Regions from separate parts of the Homo sapiens genome. Here region 2 is linked to region 1. Evidence: read pairs that join two places in POLR2A ChIA-PET (ENCODE). Cell type or tissue: MCF 10A. All regions are shown on one strand.

What was found. ChIA-PET counts read pairs that join two places held together with the same protein. Peaks named below come from ENCODE experiments on the same cell type or tissue, not always from the same donor. Only the 100,000 strongest peaks of a DNase experiment are listed, where the experiment ranks them.
Region 2: POLR2A ChIA-PET joins it to region 1 with 5 read pairs; 2 of 35 experiments call an interaction of 5 or more read pairs at or near these places.

The regions. Positions count from the first base shown.
Region 1 is chr7:38,671,446-38,676,445 of GRCh38, reverse strand. No RefSeq gene overlaps it. Among named protein-coding and RNA genes, the nearest start is that of AMPH, 43 kb to the right of the region's middle. In MCF 10A, no CTCF peak of the experiment used is centred here; a DNase peak (open chromatin) is centred at 2,465.
Region 2 is chr7:38,900,793-38,905,792 of GRCh38, reverse strand. All of the region lies in intron 1 of VPS41 (VPS41 subunit of HOPS complex), which reads left to right. Among named protein-coding and RNA genes, the nearest start is that of VPS41, 5.9 kb to the left of the region's middle. In MCF 10A, no CTCF peak of the experiment used is centred here; no DNase peak of the experiment used is centred here.

The sequences.
Region 1 (5,000 bases):
TTTGGAAAAAAATCAAATCATTTTAAAGGATAAGTTTTTTAGAAAAATATCAGTGGCAGAGAACAGATGTGGCTGAGAAGCAGATTACAGTAAGTGAATATGTACTAACAATCATCATTTTGCTTACATTATTTTAAATGCTCAAACAATATAAAAGTTTTCAAAAAATTTTATTTCATGTACATGAGACTGTGTTATTTTTATTTGTTAGAAATTAATTTATTTTTAAAAATAGGTTTCAGAGAACTATTTTATAAACTTATCATCATAAAACTATTTGAGGGTCAGTGAATATTTCAATTTATATACCCCATTTAATTTAGCAAACTTCTTTGGTCTCAAAAGCATTCTTGTTTAGATGATAAATGATAGGCTTAGCTGTTTATGACATTGGCATGCTCCTTGTTTGGTTATTGATCCTTGGCCCCTCCAGAGGGAATGCTGGAGAAAGAAAGGATGAGGAGTGGGTTGTGAATTCTGCCTTGCTGGTGCCTGGCCAAGTAAGGACACCGGCAAAACCAGCACTTGAGGATCAGCGTACTTCAGGGGAGGCCCACTTGTCACTATGCAGTGAGTGGTGGAGGCTGATGGGTGGCTGCGGCTGTGATGAGATTATTGGGAAATGAGATTCTCTTAGTTCCACTTAAGAATGCCTTCAAAACAAGGCAGAGCTTCCAACAGGCCTTCAGGCGGCCGTGGGGAGAATGTTGTTTTGCTATCACAGCTTGTTTTCCCCTTTAATCTGTTTCTCAGCCAGGAGAGCACACAGGGACATTAAACTACAAAAAGCAGCTACAATACACATCCGCCTTGGAGCTCAAGTGTGTGACATTCAGGGCTTTCGGCTCATTAGTGTTGCACAGAGGCAGGTGGCCCTGGATCTGTATCCCCAGATTGTGTCTGCAGAGCCAAGAAAGGAGCCGTGGGGAGACTCACTTCTTGGCTTCATTTGGCTTGTGCAGTCTTGGATTTACCTCCTCCTTCTCTTCATGTATCCGCTTGACTTGGGGTTGCTGATTATTTAACCCTTTAGTGTGTTCAAAATTTCATGAATCAAACTGTGGTTTCAGTCACTATGGGTGATGGAATTTATTTTATCAAGAAACAGATGAAGGTGCCTAGGGACTTATTATACAAGGACTATGTCATTCTGAGTCAAGGTGCATTCTGATCAATTGTATTCTCGTAGGTTAAATATTTTAACTTTCGTCCTTAGATGCTTCTGTGGGAGCATTCTAGTCTTACACAGTTGAACTCAGAAGTGGTCCTGTGACTTTCACTAACCAATGAAATAAGGGCAGATGCAATGCATGTTACTCACAGAGAAGCTTTCAGAGTCAGCACGTGATTCTCTGTGTCTCGTTTCTCTCTGCCCCAGCAACTGGCAATATTTCAGGTGGAGGCTGCTTCACTAGCTGGTCCAAAAATGAAGATGGCATGCAACAGAAGCAACTCACAAAAGACATACAATGTGAGTGAAAAATAACCTTTATCTTGCAAGTCCCTAAGATGTGCAGTGTAGCTTAGCCTGTCCTGACTCATGTGTAAATATTATAAAGTCAAAGTCTAGAAGCAAAATGTAGGTGTGCCTGGACACTTTGCTTATGGGAATCAGGGCTGCTCAGAGAGGCAGGGAAGAGGAGAAAAAGCCCAGTTAAAGTCAAGCCAGGGTGAAGCACAGCAATGTAGTCCCAGCCTGGGTCAGATGATGGGGTAATGGGAAGATGTTTCCTAGATAAAATTACCTCATTTAGATATGAAGAAGTGCAGAAGTGGGTAGAATTTGTTTGTGAAATAGATGTTCTCAAATGGACTGAGAACTTGTTCTACGTGTATATTTCATACTGGGGAGAACCCCAGAAGGTAAATTATGGATGATTATGTTAAGAAAAGAAATGTTTAATTCCAAAAGCAAAAATAAAAGAAGTAGAGAGCAGTCTGGTCCAGTATCCAGTGTTAGCCTTACATTTGCTAGAAAGAAAGTAGGACCAGCTGACAAGCTGGCCAATTTTTAAACTCAGCTGGGACTGCTTGAAGAGAGCAAGAAACAACAGAAGGAATCTGGGCTCTAGAAACACATCCCAATATCATAAGAAAGGAGTTGTCAGAAAGACGGCTTTCTCCTGCTGCAGAAGGCACCCAAGATATTCCAAAATTAGAATTATTTAAGAATCTGATGCCTTGCTTTGCTGTTTCTGACATCAGGACTGCCCCTGGAGTAATGGAGGTCTCAGTGTGGCCCAAATGGGTAAGGATAAGGAGTACAGGGAAACACAAGAAACACTTTAGCTGATGCTTTATGACACTGGCCCTCCTCATCTCTATTAGCAAAAGTGGCACTTCAGTTTCTGTTCTGCTACTCTCCCTTGTGGACATGATTTTGGCACATGGTGTTTGTATGGGGAAAGAGAGGATGTGACTAATAGGGCAGATCTGGGAAATCCTATGGCTGATCCTTTAACTCAGAATGGACATTTGCAGTCACGTGTTGCTGAACAACAGGAATACGTTCTGAGAAATGTGTTGTTAGGCAATTTTGTCATTGTGCAAGCATCCTAGAGTGCACTTACACAGACCTAGATGGTGTAGCCTACTACACACCTGGGTACATGGTATGGCCTATTGCTCCTAGGCTGAAAACCTGCGCAATATATTACTGTATTGAATATCATAGGCAACTGTTAACACAATAGCATTTGTGTATCTAAGCATATCTAAAGATAAAAAAAGTGCAGTAAAAATTAAGCACAAAGTATAAAAACGGTACGCCTGTATAGGGCACTTACCACGAATGGAGCTTGCAGGACTGGAAGTTGCTCTGGGGAGTCAGTGAGTGAGTGGTGAGAGCATGTGAAGGCCTAGGACATTACTGCAATTTATAATTGCAAATTGTAAACACTGTGCATTTAGGCTACACTAAATTGATAAAAATATATTTCTCTTTCTTCACTAATAGATTAACCTTAACTTACTGTAACTTTCTTACTTTATAAACTTTATTATTTTTTTTTTTTTGAGATGGAGTCTTGCTCTGTCACTAGGCTGGAGTGCAGTGGTGCAATCTCGGCTCACTGCAACCTCTGCCTCCCTGGTTCAAGTGATTCTCCTACCTCAGCCTCCCCAGTAGCTGGGATACAGGCGCCTGCCACCATGCCCAGCTAATTTTGATATTTTTAGTAGAGAGGGGGTTTCACCATGTTGGCCAGGTTGGTCTCAATCTCTTGACCTCGTGATCCACCCGCCTCAGCCTCCCAAAGTGCTGGGATTACAGGGTGAGCCACCGCACCAGGCCAACTTTAATTTTTTGATTCTTGACTCTTGTAATAACATGTAGCTTAAAACACAAACACATTGTAAAGCTCTACAAAAATATTTTCTTTATAACTATTCTTTAAGCTTTTTTCTATTAAAATATTTTTACCTTTTAAACTTTTAAAATTAAGTATGAAGGTCCACACACATTAGCCTAGGCCTACCCAGGGTGAGGATCAATACATCACTAGGTAATAGGAAGTTTTCAGCTCCATTATAATCTTATGGGACCACTGTCCTAGATGCAGTCTGTTGTTGACTGAAATGTTGTTTTGCAGTGCACGACTGCAACTGAATCAACCTCAACCAATGACAGGATTCGAGGGGTGAGCAGGAGTGATGGGTGTGTCTTAAAGGCAACTTTCAAAGAAATGAGCACATCACTAGGGAGATCCAGGGTGTGGCTGGAATAAACTGAGAACTGTTCGGGACAGTTTGTGGTAGGCGTGATAGGATGCACAGACAGCAGAGGAAAAGCTTGAGCAGCCTAAAGGGAGTGTGTGAGTTCTATCTGAGGCCCTGCCCAGCAACGTGGATTAAGATGAGCTGGCACCCAATGAAGAAGTGGGAGTGATAGATGGGCTTCAAAAAAGGCAATGCTCCTGCTTTGTGGGAAGATGTGAATTGCTGATAATTTGAAACAAAAAATGGTGAGTTCTGCTTTCTCTTCCCCTGTGACTAATGCTTTCATACATATACATGTGTGTGCACATGGCCACACGTGGACACACACGAGACACACAAAACCAAGGACTGACGTGACAAACATGACAAAGCTGGCAATGGTGAGCAGGTTGGTTTTGAGATGAAAGGACCTGGGGAGGGTAAACGCACCAGAAGAGCTGCTGGCTGGCCCGTCAAGGTAAAGATATGGGGCTATGCTGGAAGAGTTGGAAGATGAGGAAAAGTTTGGGGAACAGGATTTTGGAGGCAGGGAAGAGCATCATGCCCTGCCCCCTTGCCCTGTCCCCTGTCGGTCCCCTGGGATTGTTGGAAGGCTTCTTCTGCTTTCAAAGGTCTGCACCTGCACGTCTTGCAGGGGACTTCCCCATGCTCTCAGAGTTGCCTTCTCTGCAGGAGCTCAGAGTTCCAGGTGGCTGGGAGCTGGTGCCCCACCTGATGGCCCTTTACCAATGACTAGTGGGTGTGGGTGTGGAGTTGGGAAGAAGACTGCCTGCTCCCTGCCTCAGGTCCAGGCATCTCTGAGGCTCATTTATACTCCAAAGTTCACCTGAGGGGTCAGGCTGCAGCCATCCTCCCCACGAATCTGCCCGAAAGCTCACCCTGGCTTGCCTTCTTCCCCTTTGCCTCCCATTCCCCACCCTCACTCCCCTACTGGTTTATTTCCTTTTTATTTCTGAAAGCATTTTCTTAATAAATCATGTGCATCCAATTCTTCATCTCCGAGTGTTCTTTTGGGGAATCTGTCTGAAGACAATCGAGGATTTGCTTCTTGATGGGGTTTGTTTTGTGAGAGATGGAATCTGCAGCAGCCCGTGCTGCTCGGACAAAGTGATCTCAAGCTGTAGGGCGCACCAGGCGCTGGAATGCAGGAGGAAGTGGTTATGTTTCCAGAGGGTCACCCAATGATGAGGCTGGAGGAGGGCCCACCTAGGTACCTGAAAGTAGTCTAACTGCCACACACAAAAAAAAACAACGCTGGGCACATTTAGGGTGAAGGAGCTGAG
Region 2 (5,000 bases), 230 kb before region 1:
CAAAAAAACCCCCAAAAATGGAGAAAATAACTGTTCTATTGAACTTTTTAGAAAACTTGGCATACATTTTTTTCTTGGTATCATGTATCATAAATGCCAGTAATCTCCAGGATTAGCAACACAAAACTAAATGTCTCCACATTATCTTTCGTGAGTGTTGTTTCTTTGGTGATTGCTCCCCTCCCCATTTATTTTCAGAAGAACCAAAATAGTGACATCTGCACTGAGTTATTGTGGTATAAAACAGCTCAGAGGATCTGAAACTAAAACCACTTTTTAGGTATGAATGAAAATTTTTTTATAAGTCACTGGGAAATTCTTGCTTTTGCCTAATATGGTAAAGGTAGTTGTCAAAAGTAACTACATATATATTTTATAGTTTACAGAAAAAATGAATACCCTGCATTCTGCCTGGAAATCTTCTAACCAGCAGTTTTGCTTAGCTCCAAAACGATTTATAGTTGACCTTCATATTCACAGATGCCCAACAGTATTTGTCCATATCTTTCTTATGAATAACATTCTGCTTGAAGTCTGGTTGTTTGTGTATTTGTCTTATCTCTCCTAGAGATTGCTGAGTCCTCAAGAATAAGAACAAGAACTTACTCATGTCTGTATCTTCCACAGGGCTAGTGCTTTATAGGTACTAAGTGTTTAGTAAAGTGTTTAAATGAATTTATTAGGGGGAAAATAGCATTTCAAATTGTCAAATTGTATATTAGTAGGATTTGCGTGAAATTATTTTATCTTACTTGCACCTTTTTTAAGTTATTAATTCAGATGTAATGTGGATTACATCTATACTATAATGTAGGTTACATTCTATACTTTCTTTACTCTTGCCTGCTCCCCAGGTACCCTTTGATCTTCCTAATCAACCAACCTGGACCCTGGTCCATTAAAGTATTTCCACGATTAGACCATCTATTTCTTAATCAAGTAGGAGAGTTTCTACTTTGAATTCTCCTTCTGCATTTTAGAAATTAGGGGAATTCTGTCCTTATTGTAGATCACTTATGGATTATTAGATGTCATATTTGTCATGTATATCCCCATGTGATTATGTTACAATAAAAATCAAATCAATACAAATTTGAGTGCTTCGATTTTCTTGCCTGTAACTGGGAATTTTACTCTCTAAAACTTTTGTGAGTATGAAGTATGTTAAAACTTTTGTGAATATAAAGTATGTTAAAGTGGCTAGGTTGAAATGGTTGTATAAATAAGACAGAGGTTAATCATCGAAACCTGGACTTGGCTTACGTATGCACAATTCTCTTTTCTTACAGTTTGGCTAAGATAGATATTTTAAAGGCAGTGTTACTACTAACTAAAGGAAAAACAAAACCCAAACAAGAAGTTTTAAAAGTATAGAATCAGACAGATTTTAGAGGGTGCACTCTTTCCCATCATGTAACTAAAATGTAGTCACAGATTAGTTTTGCTGGACTAGCGGATTGCTTTGTTAGTTTTTCCACTTATCTTCACCTGAATTGGTCGGCTAGAGGCCACTTCACTAGCTGATTATTAGTAGCCTCCGCCGCGCCCACATTAACACCTTGGAGAGAGGACACTCATCAGATCAGGGGCTTCTGTGTCTCATGCTACTTCCCATTCATGGCTGTGCAGTCCCCTGTTGCCTTTGTTTCTTCTTGATGCCTGGGCCTCCTTATGGTTTTTTTGTTTTTGTTTTTGTTAAAAATGGCTTGTGATTCCAGGCTCTTATTTTAAACCTACTGAATCAGAGTCTGTGCAGATGGAGTGTGTTAGTGGGTATTAGCTAATTCCCCAAACTGAGTTTTGATGATTCTCATGCAAAGGCAGATTTGGGACTGGGTCACCTGGTTACCAAGTTTGCCCTCTTTTCCACGCTGGGGCACACGTCAAGATTTTTCTTCATTTGCAGAATAAGATGAGTGCAGTAGCTGAGCCCAGTAGGCTGAATGGGCTTGGTAACCTGAGTCCTCATCTTTACTACTCAACCAGCCTAGTCCCTGAGTGTCTAAAGCTGGCCACAACTCCTTTGAGGTTTTTTAAATTGAAGCTCTGTGACAACAGGGATATCACATACATACCACACAAAATATTTCCTCCTTCCTGTGCCTATATCAGACAGTGCCTATATCAGAACTCTCTTTCTCATTATGCTCAGCTAGGGCGCATAGTTTGTTGGGAAGACAGAGAAGGTGGCAGTACCTCAGTGAGTGTTCACATGTACCTCCAGGCATAGATGGAGATAGATGATTTCTTGGAGCCTGGTCTCTGCTCTTTTTTTTCCTGCAACACAGACCCAGGTGAGCCCTCCTGCAAAGTTTGGAGTGGCCTTCCTTAGGCCCCAGGCTACCATTTCTCCCCCAAATTCTGTTTTTCTTCCCCAACAGTATGTGGGCACTTACAATTCTGAGGACTTCACAACCCAGGCAAGTCCTGGATCCTCTCTGTCCTGGGCTGACAGTCTTCCTTTTCACCACTCCTGACCTCTGAGGCCAGCTGGGCCAAGCCTTCTCCCAGGCCATTGTCATAGGGTTCTATGCTGATGGGAGGATTAGGGATGGGGGCTGGTTGAAAGCCTGTATGAGAGAAGTCTTCTAGGAGCCCAAGGAATTGTTGGAATTGCTGCATTTGTTGGAAGGTGCTACCTTCCTGCAGTTCCCTTTCTGTAACTGTCCTACAGTTCATAAGCTAATAATTCAGACATGAGTCTGGAGAAAATATGCTTGGTATTGCTCATAAGGGAAAGGCAACATATGGAGGAGGAAGAATTTGTTTTAGATTGGCAGCTTGTCTCATCATCATCACCAGCAACATGTTTTTCCAGTAGGATACTGGGAGACAAAGAAGGCAAAGCCTTTGGGTTTATCCACAGCATATTTAAAATGAGAACTTGTAGGACAAGGCAGTTAATATTAGGTGCTAGCTGAGGGGTACGGGAAGAAACGTAAAAACCAAGCTCTGATATTGAAGAGAGAGTGAATGTCCTCAGGCTGAGTGCCTGGCAACCTCTCCCTGGGGTATCCCTGAGAGACCCACTGAGCCTGTAGAGCATTCCATCAGGATGAGTGCAGGATGGGGCCAGGGGCCTTCTAAATGGAGGGAGTGACATGAGGAAAGTGCAGAGCAGGCAGCACAAACTCAGGCAGGCAGGGGGTGGTGCACATGAGCAGGCGTGCCTTGGTGTCAGAAATTGGGAGTGGTGGGGGTGGTGGAGTGCATTCTGTCCTGGGTGTAACCGCTCAGCTGCAACTGATGGTATGTGGAAGTGTGGATCTTATGTAGACATACAGTCAGGAGTACAGGTTTTTATATGGAAGCTTTTTTAAAAACACCACCTAGGCCAAACAAAACACCTGCAGGCCATATCCAGACCCCAGGCCACTGATTTGCCACTTGTGGCACAGAGATATAAGCAATATCTCGGCGAGGGGTCCTCCAGTGTGGCTGGAGGGTCACAGGTTTGTGGAGAGAGTGGGGAGTGAGGCTAAAGGTCTGTTGGGGGCCAGACTGGGAAGGACTTTGACTACTTTGCTGGGGAATCTGAAAGCTATTCTTCAGGCTGGAGCACTACTGAGGGTTGTTTGAGGAGGGCAGTGGCCGTCTGGTCTGTGCTTTGGGAAGATAATCCTGATGGCAGGTGATGAGTACATTAGAGAGGCCACATGTCAAGGCACAGAAATCACACAGTAAAGCTGTTTGGGTAGGTGGTTGGGCTTAAGGGATTGGTTTGCAAAAGAAAGGTAAAATGAAATGTTTCTGAGTTTAACTGTCAATCCGTTACCCAGAATTGGCTCAGATAGACATTTGTGTCACTGGGTATCTTCCAGCCTATCACTTTTGCTTTGATCAACAGCACTTTATTATAGTAAAATACACATAGCATAAAATTACCATTTTAACCATTAAAAAAGTTGAAAACATTTTTTTTTGTAGAGACAGGATCTTTCTGTGTTGCCCACACTGGTCTCAAATTCCCTGGCCTTAAGCAATCCTCTTGCCTTAGCCTCCCAAAGTGCTGGGATTACAGGTGTGAGCCACCCCCACCTTAACCATTTTTAAGTGTATGATTCAGTGGCATTAAATACACTCACATTGTTGTGCAACCATCACCACTGCTGTAGTTGTGATGTTTGTCCACCTAAAATCTCATGTTCCCCAGTATTAGAGGTGGGAGATCTAATGGGGGCAGATCTCTCACGATGGCTTGGTCCCATCCTTGAAATAGTGAGTTCTCTTTCTATTAGTTCCCAAGAGAGCTGGTTGTTAAAAAGAGCCTGGCACCTCCCCATTGCCCTCTTTTGCTTCCTGTCTTGCCATGTGATCTCTGCATATGCCAGCTACCCTTCAACCTACTGCCATGAGTAGAAGCAGCCTGAGGCCCTCATCAGAAGCAGATGCTGGTGCCGTGCTTCTGGTACAGACTGCAGAACCGTGAGCCAAATAACGCTCTTTTCTTTATAAATTAACCCGCCTTAGTTAGGTATTCCTTTAGAGCAACACAAATGTACTAAGACAACCACTCTGCCTCTCTAGAACTTTTAATCATCACAAACTGAAACTCTGTACCCATTTAACAGTAACTCCCCACTACATCCTCCCTCTGCCTTTGGTAACCTCTGTTTTACTTCTGTGTTATATAAGTGGAATCATGCAATATTTGTCCTTTTGTGTCTTGCTTATTTCACTTTGAAAACAGCATAATTTATAACTTACATTTCAGGATTTGAAGTTAGATTCTTTAAATGAGAGTGTGAAGCTAAAAAAAAAGTTTGAAAACCACTGACTCATTCTCAAATTGTTACCTTTCTCAAAGTTCAGCCTTCTTGGATTTCTTAATGAGGACATTTACTTTACGTCTTCTTTGCCTTTCTCTCTCTAGCATATTAATTAGAGGGCTTGATGAATGAATGAAGCTAAGAAATAACAGACCAGCCTAATTCTTGACATCACTCATGCATTGCTTTGGTAGGATTGTGGAAACAAGTTTTTTTTGAGATCGCCTGTCT